Regions from separate parts of the Homo sapiens genome. Here region 2 is linked to region 1. A link is a loop called in an ENCODE intact Hi-C map of the cell type or tissue named here. Cell type or tissue: transverse colon. All regions are shown on one strand. Links, peaks and the distances in the headings refer to the core of each region. The heading gives the core; the rest is flanking DNA.

Evidence for each region. Hi-C counts contacts between places; a loop is a spot of excess contacts. Peaks named below come from ENCODE experiments on the same cell type or tissue, not always from the same donor. Only the 100,000 strongest peaks of a DNase experiment are listed, where the experiment ranks them.
Region 2: a loop joins it to region 1, with 11 times the contacts of the local background. A loop is called at or near these places in 59 of 110 quality-filtered maps.

What each region holds. Positions count from the first base shown.
Region 1 is chr4:111,632,537-111,640,520 of GRCh38, reverse strand. It overlaps LOC105377366 (a long non-coding RNA gene), which reads right to left. Exons shown (of 6, transcript NR_188427.1): 2 at 3,590-3,683; 3 at 1-94. Among named protein-coding and RNA genes, the nearest start is that of LINC02945, 480 kb to the left of the region's middle. In transverse colon, for the core only: no CTCF peak of the experiment used is centred there; no DNase peak of the experiment used is centred there.
Region 2 is chr4:111,843,719-111,851,702 of GRCh38, reverse strand. All of the region lies in intron 1 of LINC02945 (long intergenic non-protein coding RNA 2945), which reads left to right. LOC105377369 (a long non-coding RNA gene) reads right to left here and starts at 5,414. Exons shown (of 4, transcript XR_939077.3): 1 at 4,984-5,414; 2 at 1,397-1,477. In transverse colon, for the core only: no CTCF peak of the experiment used is centred there; no DNase peak of the experiment used is centred there.

The DNA.
Region 1 (7,984 bases), core at 1,581-6,580:
TTAACATCCTCTTAGTTGTTCTTGAAACTGATAGGACAGCCTTCTTGTCTTGGTTGCTTAATTTCTACTTCCAGTCCTTACAAATTGCTTACCTCTAAAAACAATTGACACCATAGTGAGAAAGCACAAAGCCCAAATCAAACTAAATATTTTATGTAATATTATGACTGAAATCACATTTTATTCAGAAATAAAAAAATCCTGTGTCTATAGAGTCCAATAAAGCATTGCCATACAACGATAATTACAAAAAGTTGCAAATGATTTTTAGGTGATTTTATGTTAAAATCACCTAAAGTTTTGACCAGATATAGGTATCATAAAGATAGGATTGGGCACGCTTAGTTTGTGTGAATTTTTCTTTGGAATTGCTATAAAAGAAAAAAAAAGTGACTCAGATTCACACAACAGCCTTCTTGCTGTAACTAATCCCTCTAGATCTGGCTGAGTCGCTCAGGCTGTACTTCCTGCCTGAACCCGCCTATTGAACTGAAGACAGAACAAAAACAAAATAAAATTTCGGCAAAGATCCTTTTCATTATTTTTTAAGAATGCCAAAACTTGTCGAATTATTTGAACATCAAAGTGTCTTCCTGTCTCTCGCTCATTGTCTGTGGTATAAAATTCCTACTCATTCATTGTCTTCATAAAAAGAGGGCACAAATCTTTTCAAGGAGCTTTGCAAGTAACCTGTGCATATTCCAGCGATGAAAAGTCCTTGCAGGTTCATAAAACTAGAGCAAATCAAACTCTCTTTAGAAAAGAGTTACTTACAGAAATATCTTGAAATCTCAAAGGACATTTTCTTTCTTTCTTTCTTTTTTTTTTTGAGAAAAGCCTCTATAAAATAATCTGCTTAAAATATGAGGATTTTTTTTCTTCCCCATTTTTTAAAGATAAGGATAAAGACTATAGATAATTCATGTGGATCAAAGCATGTTGGTTTAGTTATCTGTTGTAAGGTTTTACTTGAATCTTTTACAAAAGATTTTTGGTTAAGTCTTGTTAGGTCTCTGTTTTGCAACTCTAAGCTCTACGTTATTTATAATATTTTAACAAGGATTAGTGGAAGTGAGGTAAAGTGATGAACTTCCACATTTAAATAGTATTTCTTCTGGCAAATTTTAGTTAAAATATGATAAATTATATTTGCACAGACAAAATACACTGATAAAGCATCCGTCTGCCAGTGACTCACAAGGCCAAGTCTCCCTTGTGTACATTAGTCCGTGGAAGACATTTCACAATAGAAACCCTTCTAGAAAATGGACTCATTTGGTCTGAAATGAGTGAGAAATTCAGTCTGAAATATTGGTGAGAAACAATCCTAGTTCTCACCTCACTATCATGATTTCACCACTGGTTTGATTAGAACTTTTAGAAAGTTGAACCCCAACTAATTTTAGGTGCGGTTGGTTGAATCCCAACCCCACATAAAATTATGTGATTCCATCATTTAATGATTCTAAATCCCCTGGAAGACACATTATCAAACAATGCATTGTTCAGGGTAATATATTACCTTTGAAGCCTTTCATTCCAGAGAGATAGGCTGAAGGGCTTACTCCCTGACTATAACCTGATTTTCGGTTCTATAATAAGCACACATATTCTGAACAACATAAATGTATTCTACATACATTTTTCCTCTCTAGCCCTCTCTAAGGAGAGTTTCTGAGTTATTGAATTTTCCCTTTAATTTACCTTTCTACCTACATGTGGGTGCTCAAATTACTTAATTTCTAGTAAAAATTTAGGTCTTATTTTCTCTAATTTAGGAAGCTGACCCTGCTTCTTTCTGTAAGTAGTGCAGCCTGGATAGTTTTTGTTTCCCATAGAAGAATGTAATCTGTTGCTCACCTAGTGGGTTCTGATCTAGGAGAATTGGCAAAACTCTGCGGTTTGTGAGTAGCCAGGAACCCATAATAACATAAGTCTCTTCACACTACCCACTGGCTGTCTATATATCCATGTATCCATATGCATGTCTTGATAGAATATGCTTTAATTGTTCACCCATTCACCACCCCAACCATCTTTGTATTATTTATACTTGATATTGCTCCACAAATGATTTGGTTGACAAATATGGACATCTGAAAAATATGCACATACATACCAATGTTTCAGGGACTAAAGGAAAAGCGAAAATAAGAGGTGTGACATCTTGACCAAGAGCCACATCTTGGCTAGCACACAAAATGTGTTCAATAACTATTTGTTAAATCAGTGAGAAAAATCATAAGGGCAAATGCATCATTTGTATCTTGGATTCTGAGTAGCCAGCACACAGAAAATGGTAAACCTAGTAACATCTGCTTTTTAAAAAATTCTTCGAAATCTTCTCTTTAGATGAGCAACATGGTAACTGAGAGGAGAATATGAAGCAAGTTGTTCCACTTGTGCTTGGGGACATATTTTCTCTTTATTCCTGAGAAGCTACATGAATAGTACTTTCCAGAACTCAAGTGGGAGAATGTAACTATTGTGAATAATGGTTACATTATTAATTGTGAATAATAATAAATATAGTGAATAACTATTGTGAAATAGTATTGCTTACTAGTTTTCTAATGACCCAGTATATCAAATAATGTGCCAACTGTGACGTTCCTAATAATAATCTCCTATAAATGAAATGTCCAGAACTTGGAAAATATTTAATTTCTGGATTGAAAATTACAAAATCCTTGACTTATGTATCATTTTAGATGTATGTGAGAATTGTCACAGTAGGTCAATCAGCACAACATTCTTCAGGTTAAAAAGGTTTGCTGTGTAGAGCAAAAGGCTGTTCATCTTCTCTGATATCAACCTCAAAATATAAAGGTAGAAAGAAGACACCCTACCTTCTGTGTTTGTTATTCAGTTATTCATGAATTAATACAAACTTTAAGGTTTTTACTTTCAGGACAGATATTTTTAAATACATTTGTCTTTTCAAGCCCTAGAAGAGGACTAAGATATCCCATTTGTATATATGCACTCACACACACATCAACACATAACATAATGGATTGTGTCTCTGCTTATACATTCATATATTATTATGCCTCTTGGCATATCCAGATTAACTGGATGTATTTCTGCATGTATGTGCATGAACTCACAGGTGTATACTATTGCAGCCACACCCACACACACACTTTCCCAATTGTTATCTTCTGCTTTGCACATTACTGTTTCCCAACTTCCATGGCCTCCAGCATAAACATACCTTTCCTCCCCTGTTTACTGATTTACTCTTCACCAGATAAACATTATCTTGTGACCATGACCTCCTTGCTCATCTGTCAGCCTTTGCAAACCAGGGGAACTGTGACTGCCCAAGATCCCTTACCAGGGGAAAATATTAATCAGTTGTAAAGTTTAGGACTTGCACAACGGAAGCTGACACTTCTGAGAAGTCCCCCAAATATCTGTACCCAGCAGATGTTACTCTGCATATTTTAGGCTTAACGACCTCTCCCACCATGTAAAGATTATAGTGTTTCATTTCTCAGTAAATGTAAAGGAAACCTATTTAAGAAAGAATATCATTTATCCAGGGAAAACAAATCAATATCAGTTCTCTAGTTTCAATACTTACAGTAAGTGAATATTTCTCATGTTTTACTCATAAAGGCATCCCTTTAACCAATAAGTTTTGACGCTCTCTAAAATTCAGCAGGGGCAGCCTGAATCTGTAAGAACATTGAGAAGTCAAAGTTTTCACACAAGGATCATATGCACATTTTGCTTGCATTATATTAAATTAATAATCAAGAAATATGGGTTGAAAATATACCATTGATGACCACAAGTGTCTGTATTACAGCTTATGTGGTCGGGCTAAAAGTTATTGCATGCAAAGAATGCCGGGCACCAGCTTGCTTTATCTGACACCATGACAGTAGGAATTATCATATATCTATAGCAAAAAATAAAATTGTAGAATTGAAAAGGATAAATTTTACTCTTGCAATCTAAGAAATGTGTGACATGACTCTCACACCAACGACTAGAAAAAAAAATAGCCATTGGCACTAGCCATATTTTCAACTTCTCTCACTAGCAGGATGTCTTTCTTGTCAGTTTGAGTTTATTCAGGACACGGTTTTATACTCCATTCTTTTGAGTATGAAACTCTCATTCATTTTTTAAAATTTTTAGTATGAATTTCTAGTGTGAAAACTCCATTGTTTCTCCAAGTTATAGTTTTTAATGTGAAACTGGTTTTTGTGCTGTAATTATTGAAACTTGTAACAATCAACAAAAGAAAAAATTTTCAGTATCGATTTCTTTAACACCAGGGTCTCAAAACGAGTTAGATACATCATTTTTATACATAGTCTAACAAAGAGTGGCAAACCAAGGAAAGGCCACAGAGATTTCTTTTACAGAGCAGATCTGTTTGTTGTCCACATTATTAGCTTCTAGTATTGCATAGTAAAACCCCCCAAGTGGATTCCGAATATGCAGCAAATTTATATAAACTTACCATATTTTTTTTCCAGGCTGTGTTTTCCACTTCTTTCCCTTCCTGCCTGACAATATGTTGCCATGCTATAAAAGCCCTAATGCCCATTTTCAACGATTAGCTGTACATCAGCATTACCACCACAAATCCACAAGTTTCACATCAAGCATTAAATGGGATGAATATTGATCTGCTAAAGAGGATTTATTTATTTCTAGCTCTATCCAAAGATCAACTGCTAGCAGCTTTTGGGGGATCTGTGAAGCTCTCACAGCACAAAGCTACTGCATACATGACACTGGACTTGACATTTCAGTTCTGGAAGAAAACCAAACAGTAAATTCAGTGCAATAATCCTAGATAAATGAGATGATCACTGGAAAAGCTGAGATAGTTAAGTGGTCTATCAGAGAAGTCCAACGGATGGTATTGAACAGTTGCTACTTAGAATCCTCACTCATGTCAATATGGTCCAAAGCACTATCATATCAGATGCCAATATAATCACATTAAAACAATCTCTACCTCCTGCTTTCATTTCTCCGCGTGTGTATTTTTCTGGATTTACAAGTGATTGTAAATAATGCACAATGTGACAAAGCTGTAGCCTAACAATTGTTTTGAATATGTGTAAGCTGCATTGTAATATAGTATAAAATATAGACAATGCATTAAATCACCTTATGCTATGTAGCTTGTGGGGTGCAGCTTCATATTCTTACTGGTGGATCAAAGGATGATGGGGCATCGTGTTTTTAAAAAACAAGAACGGTCAAATTCTGTCTTAAATTTTCCGAGACCACTGAAGTTCCTTTCCTTCTCCCCCAATTTGTAATAGCTATCCTCCTCTATACCATTCAAGTACTATAATTACCTTAAACTTACAACTAACATTGGCTGAACCAAGTAAATACTCAGTGTTTGCAAAAATTCAGTGTTGTTGAGAGAGGTGCACTTTAACTTTGCCACAACAAAAATTTTACTTCTCCCCATACGGGCATTTGATTAACATTTTTTTTCTTTTAAAATCTTTTTTTAATCAGAAAATGTGAAAACTTGTGTACATCCAGCTTATTTAATAACAGACAAAATAAGAATCTTTCTCTCATCATCAGAAATATGAAAAATAAACTTTTTTGTCTATAAATATTAAAAATGCTTGTATTATCTTGGTGTAACTCATCAAACATTCATTTGAAAATCTAGCAACTCAGTCCTATCAATACATATAAAATAATTTATAATGAAGACTGATGTAGTAAAAATGATTGTGTTATGTGCCATTTTAATATCAGTCTATTTATATTAAAACAGGTACATAAGCATTATCTTATTAGATCACAAGCTGTGTGAAAGGCAGGCTGGTGTCTCATGCCAGTTGTACAGGTAAGGATTCAAGAGGGTAAGTTATTTATTCAGTGATGGCAAAAGGCTCCAGCTCAATTCTTCTCATGTCAGCTCCCAGGTTCTCATTCACAGACTTTGTGGTCTGCAAGTGTCCAGCTTGGCTGTCCATACAAAACAAATTAGCTGGAAAACCGTCCATTTCACTTTGCTTTGTAGAGACACCATCTGAAAGGAAGTGTATCATAAATCAATAGAGGTCGAGGGAAAGTTTAACTAAGCCACTTCCTCACCAAAGAGAAAAAAAAATGTTAGATTTTCTTCCAGCCTCTACTGCATAATAATGCTTTTCTGTTTGATTGTTTACATTCATTTTAATTATACCTGTCAAACTGTGTGGGGAGTAAGACGATGTAAATAACTGAAACAGAAAAAAAGAAGTGACATAAGACTGGAAGTTTTGTAGCTCTAAAATAAAGGAAGCAATATCTCAAATCCTAACTTTACCCTTTTGGAGAAAAATATTTCTATATTAATCATGTTTCTGGAGGTAGGAATATTATGTTTTGTTGTGGATATTTGAAACTTTTGGTAGCAGATGTCCTTGGAGAGATACCACTTAACTTAATTAGGGCTTATTCACAGGCCTGTGCGTCTAGATTGCCAAGGCCAAGTGATGTTTATCAGTCTAAATAGTGTCATTGGAAGAAAGAAAAACTGGAATAAGCGGTGCATATTTATCTTCACTCTCTGATTGTGCAGTTCATTTTAATTAATGTTAGTCACCCAGAAAATAGAGATCATACACACTGATTTTTAAAAAGACACTAAAATACCCACAAACTGCGTGACGCAATAGTTTGGGGGTTGCTTCTGAGATTTTTCAGTTACTCATTTTGAAAATCGTTTAAAAATTGGTAATTCTTTGGTTTTTGGGTTTTTTCCAAAGGAAAATAAAGCCTTATAATAATATCATATGCCAATTAATAGTTTCTTTTCAGGAGATGCGTTTTCCACATCTCCGAATCATATACCCTTTGGGAAGGAAAACAATATCCCCCTTAAAGGAAAATTTCGGGGGCAGAGGGGGGATATGGGATGGTTATCACACAAAATTGTGACCCTGTATTTAGGACATTTCTCAAGCCATTGATCCAGGAAACTGGAAAAGTCTTGAGTTTCAAGGCATTGATGACATCATAGAATATGGATTTTTTTTTTTTTTTTAGTATAACCTATCATTGATACTTTTCAAAGTTACCCATGCAGGAGAACAATTTACTCTCTTGGTTCATGTTGTCTGCCCTCTCCTTCTTCAAGGTCTCATTTTCCTTCTAAGCATCTCCTCTCTCTGGCAGTTTTTGTGAGATAAAACTCATTATACATGGAAAATTTCTATAAAAATCAGAGACTTGAAGACATTAAGAATCTCTGAGCTCAACTAACAACCATTCATCTCTGTTATGCTTAAAAGTTATCAGTAGGCACACAGTGGGAATCCAATAAATGGTTTTATACTAAACTACATTGAAAACTTTTTCACCATGCCACGCAATTAGTTAAGAGGAAATCAAGCTATTTAAAAATATTAGGAAATGCATTCAAGGATGACTTACACAAAATTTTTAAAACAGAAATACAAACATGTATTTATATCTACATTGTTGAGATTCTAAAGTCATTTTACATATATCTCAGTAGATGTTTCTAGTATGCCTGCAGAAGTCTTACTAAAGCTGGGAGTGCAGAATATTTGACTCATTCTTCTTAGTCATAATGCTGTTACCTAATACTAATGTCTTTCTTCAGAAACACTTAATAACATATGCCACATTGAAGTTGATAGCAATGCTTGCAGTTAGAGTAACATGGCAAAATTTCAGAAAGGAAGGAAAACAGCCCTCCTTCCCCTGCTTTAAAAAAAAAAAATATGGTCAGCCATGCCTTTTCCCTTTCTGCTGGGTATGTAAGACAATATCCATTCTGCCTTTTGTTGCAGGTAAACCAAGGCCATTTAGGTAATGTGTTGCTTTTGTCTTGATTGTTTATGCCAGTTATGAGCAAACATACAAGCGAAGTGCTAAAGGCAAGCTGTCAAGTCATTGTACTGAGAGCTGGGCTAGAAATTCGAGTTGAATTACTTAGTTAATCGAATGTCTCAATGTAAAAAGAGTGTGGAAA
Region 2 (7,984 bases), core at 1,745-6,744, 210 kb before region 1:
GGGTTCTTTTCAATAGCTTTACAGAGCACTTCTCAGCAAGTCTAAGTTAGCTCCATGGAATAAGAGGCTAATACCAGCCACTGGACTCTGGAGGTTTCGTATTTCTACTGAGACCATTTCTCAACCTATGAGCTTCCAGTGTTGCATGGTTGCATAGATTATCCCTGCCTGGGCTACATCCTATAAATATATAGAACCTTATCAATGAGAAAGGGACTCTCTCTACTGGAACATTAGCCAGGCACTCAGAGGTCATGTATGTCCAGTCTAAATTGTGAGATTATAAGAGTTATGGGGAATGCATGCACTCTGCTTCAAGTCTTTCACTCAATAAACCTTATTTTATATCTTAGTACTATGTGTCTGCGCTGTCTTTGAATTGCATCCTCCTGAAACTTAAACAATTTCTTTTTTACTTTGTGCACAATCCAATCAGGGCTCACATATTACATTTGTTTTTCATTGCTCTTTAGTCTTATCTAGAACAGTCATTCATTTAAAAAATTTTTTTTTTCCATGGCAGAGCATTTTGAAGTCTATGACAATTTTCTCTTAGAATTTCACATATTCTAGATTTTTCTGATTACTTCCTCATGACATTATTTAACTTATTCTTCCATCTCCTATATTTCCTGTAAATTGAATGTTTGTTGAAAAACCTGATAAGATTAAATTTAAACATTTGTGACAAAAAGATTTTACAGATGATGTATACTTTGTATTACATTATATCAGGGAGCATATAATATAAAGTTATCCAACTATTAGTGATTGGCTGAGTGCTAATCGTCAGAATTGCTACTGAAAAAGGCAAAACATTTTTGCTATTGTTAATTAATATTCAATGTTAGATGATATTTTGGCACTATATGACTATCATGCTACACAACTACATTCGACCTAATGGTTTTAACTCCTTGCAGTAATCCTTGTCTGAATCCTTTATTACATTTGGGGGTTATAAAATGATGATTCTCTAATTCTATCATTTCTTCTACATTTATTAGCTGGAATTCTTTTATAAATAAGAATGTAATTCTCTGCTTCCCACTTTTTAAAAATCAGTATGGACTCATGGATTTTTAAAATCTATTATATCATAATAAATTATTATATTTATTCTTATAGATGGTCAAATTTCCCTAAATGGTCAACTCAATTGGAGCCCATTCAAGCTGTTCCTTTGATCTTTGACATGATCCATGTGATAGGCAGCCTCTAGAATGGTTTTGGATAATCCCTGCTTCTTGGTATTCATGACCTTACATAATTCCTCTCCTTGAGGGTGGGCTGGACCTAGTGATTCACTTCTACCAAAAGAAGACAGGGCAAAAGTGAATAGTATGTAATGTCTGATGTTAGGTCATAAAAAGCCTGTGGCTTCTGTCTTGCTTACCTTCTCTTACTCTCTTGCTTGCTCTCCATAATGAAAGTGAGGTGCCATATTGTAAGCTTCCCTATGAGGAAGTCCATGTGGCTGGAAGATAAAAGAGGCCTTTGATCAATAGCTGATTAGTAACTTAAATTTTCAGTCCAACAGCCATGAGGAAGCAAATATTGTCCACAGCCGGGAGTGAGCTTATAAGCAGATCCTCTTTCAGTTGAGCCTGCAGAGAGCTGCAGCCTGCCTGACAACTTCATTGCAGTCTTGTTACAGACTGAGTCAGAGGATCCAGCCAGTTAAGCCACTCTCCTATTTCTGATCCACAGAACTGTGAGATAATAAATGTTTATTGTTTTAAGCCCCTAAGTTTGGGAGTAATTTCTTATGTAGCAATAAATCATTAATACAACCTAAATAGTCTTTGAGCACTTCTATTTTTTTCTAGTGCAACAAGATTTCTCAAATTCAGTTTGTATTTTCCCAGACTCAAACATGAAATAAATATTTTTTTAAGTTCCTGTGGTTTCTTTCAGTGAAGAATGGTGGTTAGAATACAAGACCTGGGCACAAGATGTGCTCATTGCTACAGAGATATCATCATTTCTATATTCATTAGAAATTAGAGCTAGAAAACCATACAACAAAATGGTGAGCTCACACTGAAATTTCCAACTTATATTTAATATTTCATGGTTCTTCCTGAGTTTATTTTATTGGTATATCTTTTATCTCTTATAGAAAAAATGTTGGTTCCTTAACAGCAGAGGGTTAACATTACAAAGAAGTGGAGTAGCAGGTATCATAATGTGGGCAATGATGGTATGTTCTCTGGCTTTCTGGAACATCCATCTTCATTTCTACCACTTAAGATTTATTTGTTTGATCCTGAAGGGCTTTTTGAATGTTAGAATTTTCTTATCCAAAAAAATTTTTTTGTATTATTTTCCAACCTAAAAAATGATCCAGAAACAATAAAATAAAAACATTGGAAATAAATATAGAAAAATATAAAAGAAAATAACTCTGAGTGGTGAACTTGTGGATATGTTTTGTTTATTTTAATAAGAAATAAATATTGAGTCCCTAATATATGCCATTTACTAAGAAGGCACTGAAGGCTCAAAGTTTCTGGCTGGAAGAATTTATATTTTGGAGAGAGAGTTATATAAACATGCCAATATATTTGGTAGGTGATATCATAAAGAGATACACAGCACTTTCTGAGGTTAAATGCTGCCTAAAAATAGATATTATTTTAGTAATACAAACATAATAATTCATTAAGGGAACAAAAAATAAATCTAGGCGGTGAGAGGGGCAAGAGGAAATACAAATGGTAGGAAAATGTTCTTCCTTGAATTGGGGAAGATGTCAAAGGCAAGCTAGTTTATTTCACAATTTTTATCCAATTCTTATTAATTTTAACATGAAAATTTCTCCAATAAAGCGTTGCCTTTTAACCTGTCTGCTTCAAATTAAACTAGATTTCCGTTCTGCATTTTGGTGAATGATAGCATACATGTTTCTGGTCAACTGTAATGTTGTTAAGGAATGTGAAGGAAAATATTGAACAATCTATTCATTTTGTGATTTCCTTAGATGGTTAAGTTCTTCATTTGTTTATATCTCCTTCTAAAAAATTATTGTTATTTAAAAATTTTTTTACATGTGTGCTTTAGCTAAGCTTACAGATGAAGCCTTTTACAAATTTGTACAACCGTAATTTATGATCAAGCTCCCGAGGAGCAGGAGTCAGGGCCTTAGAGCATTAGTCTGTTCAGTATAGTTTATAGAACCCTTTGGGGAAAAGAAAAGGAGAGGGCAGGGACACGAAGGAAAGGCGAATCAAGTGGCATTTACATTTTTCGTTGTTTTGTTATTGGCACTTTTGTTTAAGCTTATTCATATCAGTTTTCTTTTTTAAAATTTATTTTTCATCATTCATACTGGTTTAATTTATGATAATCCTGATGGAGGCAAAAAAGCATGCTATAGAATTGCTTTGATAGAACATAAATAAAAAGTTGACATTTTAAGTCTGTTTGGTAGTCAATATGCACAATTGCAAAACTTTCATTAGTGTCATAGAAATTAATTCTAGGGAAGTGCAGTATATTTACAGCTGGTAGCTCCCCATACTTTGTGGAGTTCTTGCTAGGCAATGGCACATCAGGCTTTGCAGAAGTCAGCCACGTACGACTGGATGAGAGAAAGTTACTGAGGATGGATTCTCATGGGCCATTTACTTCATAAAGGACTTTAATAAAAAAAGTTTAAGAAAAAATTTACTAAGCTCTTTCCCTCCGTTTTAGTTCCATTTCTAGCTCAATCACTGGAGCAATGTCACAGCTTTTAGAGAACATATTCCTGATTTGCAAAGCTGAAATGCGAACCAACAATTTCCATCTACTGGTCACTCTAGGCACTACAGACGCAAAGAATAATAAGACAAAACCCCTGCTTTCAAGCAATTCTCAACCTGAGCCCATCTGGGTCATTACCACAGACACAGACATCTGCTGTAGGAATGTTTTATAGGGCAGTGTCAACCAGTGAGGGCCATGGGATATCACCGGAAAATATCCATTTAGGAGACTACCTTATGGGCTATTTGGCCTCTTTTGTTCTTTGTAACACTTGAAACAAAATGAATTTATGTACTTACTGTCTTGTCATTGTGTGATAGATAACAGTGAAGCAAAGGCCACGAGGAACTAGCCTAGTTCCAAAGCCTTGTAAACAACAATCAATTTCATGTAGGTGTCCACACAAAGTGGTTGTGAGTCATGGTTAAGTGATTGTGACATGTCTGAAAGGCAAACTTATGTCACAGGAAAGAAGAGCTCTCTGGATAGATGGTTCCCTACAGTTTTGTAAAGACATCTGGAAACTTTGATCTGGGAGACACCACATCACAGAGAAATTGTTATCGTCTGAGAGCACACTGGTGATAAAAACCTTTAAACACATATCTTAACTAAATCTTATATGTGCTCAAATTGCCACCTGTTTTGTTATAATTGGAGTTAATAGCCTGCCAGACACAAGGATAAGTGGATGTTCTAGCAGGAAAATGCATGCTTCCTCTCTGATATTTGATTTTGTTTCCAATATTCACTGAAAGTATTGTATTAATAAATTTCACTGAGGATTTTTATGTAATTCCATTGTCCTTGCATAGGATTATAGTAATAATGGAGGTCAAAAAGAAGGCATTTAAGAAAGTTGTAAGGAAATGTACTCATTTACTTGACATAGGATACAGCATTCCCCATGGTCTGGCTCCTAAGTCTCCAGGCCAAATTTTTGTTGTGTCCCAATGTACATTTTTTTTTATTCATCCAAACCAACCAGGTGGTGCCAGTTCTCTAAAGGTCTCATTCCTCCTGATTGCTATACGTGCTGTAACCTCACTGCATGTCTCTTGTGTGCTTCTTAGTAAAGCCTGCAACAGCTAACATAACATTTCCAGAAAGAAAATTATATTACTATTGGCCAAGTTCATCTCATGAGAGGCCAACATTTCTCTTTTTTTCTCTGGTTCTGTTTCTTTTCTCTTCTCTTCTTTGCCTGCACTTCTCTGGACTTTTTGGACTTACCTTGCCTGTGATCATTGGGTTCTCTGAGAAGCAAATATAGAGACTGAGTAGGAGTGCAAGAGTGAAGAACGCAGAAATGGGTGGGGAAATCATCAGATTGCGATGCCATCTGATGGAGCCCAACAGGGAGGTCAGGAGCCATGACTGCTCTCCAGAGGAGTACACATTGGGTGGAAATAGCCGGCCCTGTGAATCACTGTTCAGTCATTGGCTAGCTCCTGCTCCCGGAAAAGAGTGACTTCTGGAAGTTGTCAGTCTCACAATTCACTCCTTGCAGCTGTGCAGCTTGTCTTTTCTTGAAGAATCTCTCTCTGCTACATCCCGCCCCCAGGATCTAAATTCCATGCCTGAGACACAGCAGAATCCTCAACACTTCCCATTTCTAGTTCTATCAGGGTGGTATTTCCCCCCTCTATGTATCAGGAAGGGGCCTTAGATTTTCAGAGTTCTCAGAGTTGAGATAATAAAAATAAATAATCCCTACTCCAGCTGATTTTAACAACCCCTCATAACATGACTTTGTTTCCCTATTTTAAAAGCTCTATCTCTTTACTGTGCCTCCTCTGTCTCTAACCTACTTTGAGAAGAAAAGAAAGAGTGAGGGGGGAGAAGAGAAGAACGAGTCAGATCAGATGTTAACTTCTCCTCGGAAATTTTTCCAGTCATGCACCCTCCTTCCTCTGGGGTGAATTCATGTAAAAAAAAAACTTCTATTAAGTTCAGGGGTACATGTGCAGGTTTGTTACATAGGTAAACTTGTGTCATGGTGGTTTGTTGTACAGATTATTTCATCACCCAGGTATGCAACCTAGTACCCATTAGTTATTTTTCCTGATCCTCTTCTTGCTCCCACCCTCCACCCTCTGATAGACCCCAGTGAGTGTTGTCCCCTTCTATGTGTCCATGTGTTCTCATCATTTAGGTCCCACTTATAAGTAGAACATGTGGAATTTTGGTTTTTGTTTTTGTATTAGTTTGCTGAGAATAATAGCCTCCAGCCCTGCAAAGGACATGATCTCATTCTTTTTTATGGCTGCATAGTATTCCATGGTGTATACATACCACATCAGTTTATCACTGATGGGCATTTAGGTTGATTCCATGTCTTCGCTGTTGAATTAAACTGTTTTTTGACTGTGCTTCCACCTGAGTGTCTCAGTTATAGCATTTAGCAGTTTCTATTCTAGTAGTCGACTTCCTTGTCTGTGTCTTTGCTAGACTGTGTGCTTCTCAGGTGCAGGAAAATTCATTGCCCTTCTGCCTGTCTCTAACAGTCTTGCAATAGATACTTCAGATCTGAACTCTGTGCTGTGACAGCAGTGCCAGGCTCATTGTGATATAAAGCTATATTTTAAGTGTTTTCAAGAGATATTTCCAAACTATTAAAAAATATAGTCAGTGCTCAAAGAGTACTTTTAAAAACTTTTAATAATACATGTGCATTACAAAATTTAGAAAATATTGAGCCATTTTTAGGAGAAAGTACAACTTTTGTAATTGTACTACCTAAATATAATTAAGGTAGTTAATTACATTGTTTTATTTTCTTTGTGTTTTTTAATGTGGTTTAGAATTTGTCTGAGTTGAAATATATGAATACATATACTTTTCCACCTAATGTTACATTAAAACATTTGCGTGTTAATCACATGCAAATTCTTCAAAAATTATTTGTTTAATTATTTTTCTATTATTCAAAGTTAGGTTGTATCCAATATTTGTTTTTATTTACAACCTATTATGAAATTCTTTCAATATACATCTTTATTCTTATTTCTGCCTATTTCCTTTGGGTTAAATAGCAATATATTTGTTAATTTTTGTTCATGTTGTCTGATTATTTTCCAGAAAGTTTATACCAGTTTATCTTTCCCACCAGGTGTGTGTGAGAGACTTTTCTCAATACACTCATGGCAGCACTAAATATTATCTTTTAAAAAAGGACAACTTAGAAAACATCGTATTGTCTGTTTTAACTGGTATCTCTATTTATTAATAACTTGAATATTTTATTTCATATCTTATTAACAATTTATATGCCATCTTCTGTGAATTTTGTATTCATGTCTATTTTCAGTCTAAGTTTTAGTGTCTCCTTTATGAGTTTGAGTAAGTTTTTAATATAGAAAATATTATTAAATATCAGTCAGCATGGATATAAATAATATTCTCAGTTTGAATTGTCTTACAATTTTCTGCAGAGGCTTTGCTCTTCAGAGATCTTCAAATTTTACATAGGTAAGTTTAGAATTTCCTAATGAGGAATTTCATTTTTTTCCCAGTTTAGAAAGCTCTTATCCATTCTGATAATTCTGAGATCAGTTAAACAGTTGCCAATTTACATTTGTTTTCTGCTTTTATTTTTTTATTAAATTTATTTTCATGGATGGCATTATAAAATTGCAACCCAACTTAATCTGTTCCTCAAAAGTATAATTTCCTCAGAACATTTGGATAATTCATCTGCATGCATTAGTTTGTAATGATTCATTCATGTATATATGTATATATATTTTATTTATATATTATTATTTATATAAATTACATATAATTAATATATAATATAGTTTAATTATAATTTAATATATTATATATTAATTATATATAATTCATATATAATATGTATTTATTTATATATTTTATTAATGTATATATATTTATATTATATATGCATATATGTATATATAACATAAATATATTTTATACAAATATATTTATATTATATATATACATATATACAAATATATACACATTTATATATAAAATGGTTTCATTTAGTTTTTTGGCCTTAAGATGGTCTCTATTGTTCTGTTGATTTGTTTGTCCATTCTTGAAACAATATTTACAAATGTTTTATGATTGTTTGAAAAGAAGACATATTTCCTGTTAGTGGAAGACATAGATATATATGCATCTATACATTCAATATTTGTTTCAGGTCAATCCAAACACCTTCAGAAGTCAAGACATTGACATGAAAGTGCTCAACAGCCAGATGTCA